2 separate regions of the Homo sapiens genome follow, and region 2 is linked to region 1. A link is an interaction called in ENCODE POLR2A ChIA-PET data of the cell type or tissue named here. Cell type or tissue: OCI-LY7. All regions are shown on one strand. Each heading gives the region's core, and the rest is flanking DNA. Links, peaks and the distances in the headings are about the cores only.

Region 1 (2,918 bases), core at 255-2,754:
AAAAACACACAATGTGGATATCTGATTCTAATAGTGGCAGACAAAGTGATATAGTTTGACTGTGTCCCCCACATTTCATGTGTTGAAAACTTAACTCCCAATGCAATAGTGTTGGGAGGTGGGGCCTAATGAGAGGTGTTTAGGTCACGAGTTTGTCAAAAGATGCTAGAGAAAATTATCTCTAAATATGTTGAGTCTACTTGGAAATAGAAATAAGGATTATAGGCCGGGTGCCTGTAATCCCAGCACTTTGGGAGGCCGAGGTGGGCGGATCACGAAGTCAGGAGATCGAGACCATCCTGGCTAACACGGTGAAACCCCGTCTCTACTAAAAGTACAAAAAATTAGCCGGGGGTGGTGGCGGGCGCCTGTGGTCACAACTACTTGGGAGGCTGAGGCAGGAGAATGGCGCGAACCCAGGAGGCGGAGCTTGCAGTGAGCCGAGATCAAGCCACTGCACTCCAGCCTGGCAACAGTGCAAGACTCCGTCTCAAAAAAAAAAAAGAAAAAAGAAAAGAAATAAGGATTATAATCTGGAATGCATGACATGGCAAATCACCAGAGCATTCAGTGAAGAAAGGGTAAGGAGAGCCTTTATTAGCAAAAAATATTTACATGAGCTGCTTAGAAATGGCTCATTGGTCATGGAGTTTCTAAGCCAGAGTTGCTGTTAGTTCATTGATAGAAATGCCATTACTGGGCAAATGTTTTTCCAAGAACAGCTCAACTTAATCACTGCAGTCTTAAAGAATGTCTTGTGATAAATCTTTTGCGTTTTTTTGTTTGTTTGTTTGTTTTTTTGAGATGGAGTCTCACTCTGTCGCCCAGGCTGGATACAGTAGCGCTGTAGTGAGCTCACTGCAACCTTCACCTCCTGGGTTCGAGTAATTCTCTTGCCTCAGCCTCCTGAGTAGCTAGGATTACAGGCACATGCCACCACACCTGGCTAATTTTTGTATTTTTAGTAGAGATGAGGTTTCACCACATTGACCAGGCTGGTCTCAAACTCCTGACCTCAAGTGATCAGCCCGCCTCAGCCTCCCAAAGTGCTGGGATTATAAGCGTGAGCCACCGTGCCCGGCCATCTTGTGATAAATCTTATCAAAGGGTGTATGAAAGAAGTGAAAGGATTTTTAGAAAGTTCTTGGAACAGTTCTTATCTCAGATATGTAAGTATGAGCCTCCTCTCCTTCAGGACTTGCTGTCCCTATTTTGCCCTGTGGAGACACAGAGCTAAACCATATCATTCCACCCATGGCCTCTCCCAAATCTCATGTCATTCTCACATTTCAACACACAATCATGCCTTCCCAAAAGTCCCCAAAAGAAAAAAAATAAAGAAAATCATTGCCAGTCCCTTGAGCAGATGATATAACTCATACCAATACTTGTATAGAAGAAGCATATTCTGAGTATTCAAAATTGAATCAGACTCAGAGGTAAAAAGATATAGCCTCAAAAAATGTGGCATACCTAAAATATCCGTGAATCTTCTTACTCATTTAAATAAACTAAATTTGAATTTCAAATTCACTGACTTTTCCTATTACTATGATGTGAGACAGGAAGCGTCCTTCAAGATTTATACTTTTTAAAAAATAAATGACTACACTATTTTTCAACAGGACGAATGCTACAGGAAATGAGCATACAAAATAAGAAACAGAAAGTGGAGGCGGTTAGCAATGGCTTTAATTTGGCTCCTTACTTTCACACAAAAACACCTGCAGAGAGCTTCAAATGCTATGCATGTGCTGATGATTCTCAAATTTACAACTTCTGAAAAAGTCTTTTTTCTGACACCCCCACATCCTCCTGTTCATTCTTCAGATCTCAGCCTAAAAAAGGTCAATTCCCAGAGAATCCCTTTCCTGAGATCCAAGACTAGGTCAGTTTTAAGACAGGGGTTTTCAATCCTTTTGACCTTGATCTACCATAAGAAATATATTTCATATCATGATCTGGTGCACACATATGCAAATATGCATTCTTAAACAAATGATTATCTCTATCTGCCAGTCACTATTATAAACCACTAGGGATACAAAGTGAATAAAACGTATAAAAACTTTGCTTTAATGGAGTTTACATTCTAGTAATTCTGTTTCTGCCTTTGCCTTCCTTAAAACTATTCTCAATCCTGCAGCCAAAGTGATCCTATTAAAACATAAATCAGACGTCACTCTTTTCCTCAATGCCATCCAATGGCTTCCCATCTCACTCAGAGTCAAAACCAAGGCCCTGCCTACTACAAATCACGTAGCCTTACATGATCTGCCCCACTGACCATGACTCACCCTCTTTCCTCGTCACCTGCTAGTCCTCCCATTCACTCCCCTTCAGTCATATTGGCCTTGCTTCTCTTCAGACGGGCCAGCCACACTCAGGGCCTTTGCACTGACTATTCCTTCTGCCTGGAATGTTCCTCCTCCAAGTATCCATATGGCTAACTCCCTCAATTCTTTGAGATCTTTAACCACAAGGCGCTTTCCCAAATAAGTCTTCTCTGGCTACCCTTTTTAAAATTTTAACCCCCACCCTTCACATTTTATATACTCCCCTTCCTTGCCTTTTTTCAGCTTCTTGTCATCTTATAACATATTCTATATTTTACTAATTTATCTTGTTTATTTTCTATCTTTCCTCTTGAAAGCATACTCTATAAGCCCCTGGATTTATATATTCATTCACTGACAACGTAAGCAGAAATAAAAGTTTCACAAAAGAATACTTATCCTTATTATCTGTGATTTACTAGGATGTTTTATTATTTAGTTTGTTAAAAATACTGGTCTTAAGCCACTAGATAGATTTCATGACCCACTCATAGATCATGATCCACAGTTTACACTGTCTTAATGTAAGCTTTCATTGTATCTGACAAATTGTTTCATAGCACATCACAACTGTGTGTGTGT
Region 2 (2,918 bases), core at 305-2,804, 430 kb after region 1:
TCCCGGGTTCAAGCGATTCTCCTGCTTCAGCCTCCTTAGTAACTGGGACTACAGGCACCTGCCACCACACCCAGCTATTTTTTTTGTAGTTTTAGTAGAGATGGGGTTTCACCATGTTGGCCAGGCTGGTCTCAAACTCCTCATCTCAAATGATCCGCCTGCCTTGGCCTCCCAAAGTGCGGGGATTACAGGCGTGAGCCACTGCACCTGGCCATTGAGAAATGCCTATTCAGTTCATTTGCCATTTTAAAAATATACTGTTTATTATTTATTTATTAGGATTATTTATTTTTTATTTTTGGTGTTGAGTTTTTTATGTATTTTGGATATTAATCTCTTGTTGGATGAATAGTTTGCAAATATTTTCTCCCATTCTGCAAGTTGTCTCTTCACTGTTGATTGTTTTTTTGCTGTGCAGAAGCTTTTTAGTTTGATCTAGTCCCATTTGTTTATTTTTGCTTTTGTTGCCTATGCTTCCGAGGTCTCATTTATAAAATCTTTGCCCAAACCAATGTCCTGAAGTGTTTCCCGTATGTTTTCTTCTAGTAGTTTCATAGTTTCAGGTCTTATGTTTAGGTTTTTAATAAATTTTGTGTTGATTTTTGTATATGATGAGAGGTAGGGGTCTATTTTCATTCTTTTGCATATGGATATCCAGTTTTCCCAGCACCATTTATTGAAGAGACTGTCATTTCCCCCACATATGTTCTTGGCACCTTTGTAGAAAATCAACTGGTTTTAAATGCATGGATTTATTTCTGTGTTATCTATTCTGTTCCATTGGTCTATGTATCTATTTTTATGTCACTACCATTGCTGTTTGAGTAGCTATAGCTTTTTTTTTTCTTCTTTTGAGACAGCATCTCGCTCTGTCGCCCAGGTTGGAGTGCAATGGTGTGATCTCGGCTCACTGCAACCTTCACCTCCTGGGTTCAGGTGATTCTCCTGCCTCAGCCTCCCGAGTAGCTGGGACTACAGGCACCCGCCACCACGCCCAGCTAATTTTTATATATTTTTTAATAGAGATGGGGTTTCACCATGTTGGCCAGGATGGTCTCGATCTTTTGACCTCATGATCCGCCTGCCTTGGCCTCCTGAAGTGCTGGGATTATAGGCGTGAGCCACCGCGCCCGGCCTTTGGTAGCTCTAGCTTTATAGTATATTTTGAAGTCAAGTAGTGTGATACTTTCAGCTTTGTTCTTTTTGCTCAGTATTGCTTTGGTTATTTGGGATCTTTTGTGGTTTCATGTGAATTTTAGGATTTTTTTTTTTTTCTGTTTCTTTGAAGAATATCACTGGTTCCCTGGTTGTCTAGTGGCTAGGAACAACAGCAAAAAGAATGCCACTGGCATTTTGATAGAGATTGCATTGAACCTGTAGATCACTTTGGGTGGTATGGCCATCTTAACAGTACTAATTCTTCCAATCCATGAATGGGTTAATTTATTTCTAGGTACTTTATTTTATTTTTCTGGTGATTGTAAATGGGATTGCTTTCTGGTTTCTTTTTCAGCTAGTTTGGTATTGGTTTATATGGTATGGATGTTTTTCTCCTCCAAATCATGTTGAAATGTGATTGGCTTAACACCAACCCATTGGTGATAAGTGAGTTCTTACTCAGTTCATGTGAGATCTGGTTGTTTAAAACAGTCTGGGACCTCCTTCTCTCTCTTGCTGCCACTCTTGCCATTGTGATGCACTTGCTCCCCCTTTGCCTTTTGCCATGATTGGAGGCTTCTTGAGGGCCTTACGAGGAGTAGATGCTGGAGCTCTGCCTGTACAGCCCACAGAGCTATGTTCCAATTAAACCTCTTTTCTTTGTAAATTACCCAGCCTCAGGTATTTCCTATAACAATGCAGAAGTAGCCTGACACATTGGTGTATAGAAATGCTACTGATTTTTGTATGTTGATTTTCTATTCTGCAACTTTACTGTATTCATTTATCAGTTCTAAGAGTTTTTTGATGGAGTCTTTAGGTTTTTCTATATGTAGGATTGTGTCATCTGTAAACAGGAACAGTTTGATGTCCTTCTTTTTAATTTGGATGCCCTTTGTTTCTTTCTCTTGCCTAATTGTCCTGGCTAGTACTTTCAGCACTATGTTGAATAAGAGCGGTGAAAGTGGGCATTTTTATTTTGTTCCAGTTTTTAGAGGAGAAGCTTTCAGCTGTTCCCTGTTGAGTGTGATGTTAGCTGCAGGTTTGTAATATATGACCTTTGTTGTATTGAGGTACATTCCTTCTGTACCTAATTTGTTGAGAGTTTTTATCCTGAAGGAATATTGAATGTTACCACATGCTTTCTCTTGAGATGATCAGATGGTTTTTTTCTCCTTTGTTTTGTTGATGTGATATCACATTTATTGATACACATAACCATCGTTACATCTCTGGCTAAATCTCACTTGATTGTGATATATTATCTTCTAATTGGATTCAGTTTGCTAGTATTTTGTTTAGGATTTTTGTGACTGTGTTCATCAGGGATATTGGACTTCAGTTTTCTTTTTTTTGTTGTTTTGTCCTTGTCTGGTTTGGGTATCAGTATAATGCCCACCTCATAGAATGAGTTTGGAAGAAATCTGTTCCCTCCCCCTTCAATTTTTTGAAATAGTTTGAGAGGAATTTGTATTAGTTCTTTAAATGTTTGGTAAAATTCAGCAGTGAAGCTGTCTGTTACTGCTCTTTTCTTTCTTGGGAGACTTTTTATACCCGCTTCAATCTTGTTCTTTGTTATTGACCTGTTCAGATTTTCTATTTCTTCTGAGTTGAATCTTGGTAGTAGGTCATATGTCTATGTCCAGTTTTCCTCCAGTTTGTTGGCGTAGAGTTGTTGTAGTAGTCGTTAATGATCTTTTTTATTTCTGTGGTATCAGTTGTAAATGCCTTTTTTTCATTTCTGATTTTATTTGTGTTTT

Evidence for each region. Peaks named below come from ENCODE experiments on the same cell type or tissue, not always from the same donor. Only the 100,000 strongest peaks of a DNase experiment are listed, where the experiment ranks them.
Region 2: POLR2A ChIA-PET joins it to region 1 with 5 read pairs; 3 of 35 experiments call an interaction of 5 or more read pairs at or near these places.

Annotation. Positions count from the first base shown.
Region 1 is chr5:119,029,821-119,032,738 of GRCh38, forward strand. The region is part of intron 1 of DMXL1-DT (DMXL1 divergent transcript); the gene reads right to left. Among named protein-coding and RNA genes, the nearest start is that of DMXL1-DT, 40 kb to the right of the region's middle. RefSeq lists an enhancer at 2,022-2,071. In OCI-LY7, for the core only: no CTCF peak of the experiment used is centred there; DNase peaks (open chromatin) are centred at 1,671 and 2,271; H3K4me3 peaks cover 2,106 bases; H3K27ac peaks cover 2,488 bases.
Region 2 is chr5:119,463,758-119,466,675 of GRCh38, forward strand. The region is part of intron 2 of HSD17B4 (hydroxysteroid 17-beta dehydrogenase 4); the gene reads left to right. Among named protein-coding and RNA genes, the nearest start is that of HSD17B4, 13 kb to the left of the region's middle. In OCI-LY7, for the core only: no CTCF peak of the experiment used is centred there; no DNase peak of the experiment used is centred there.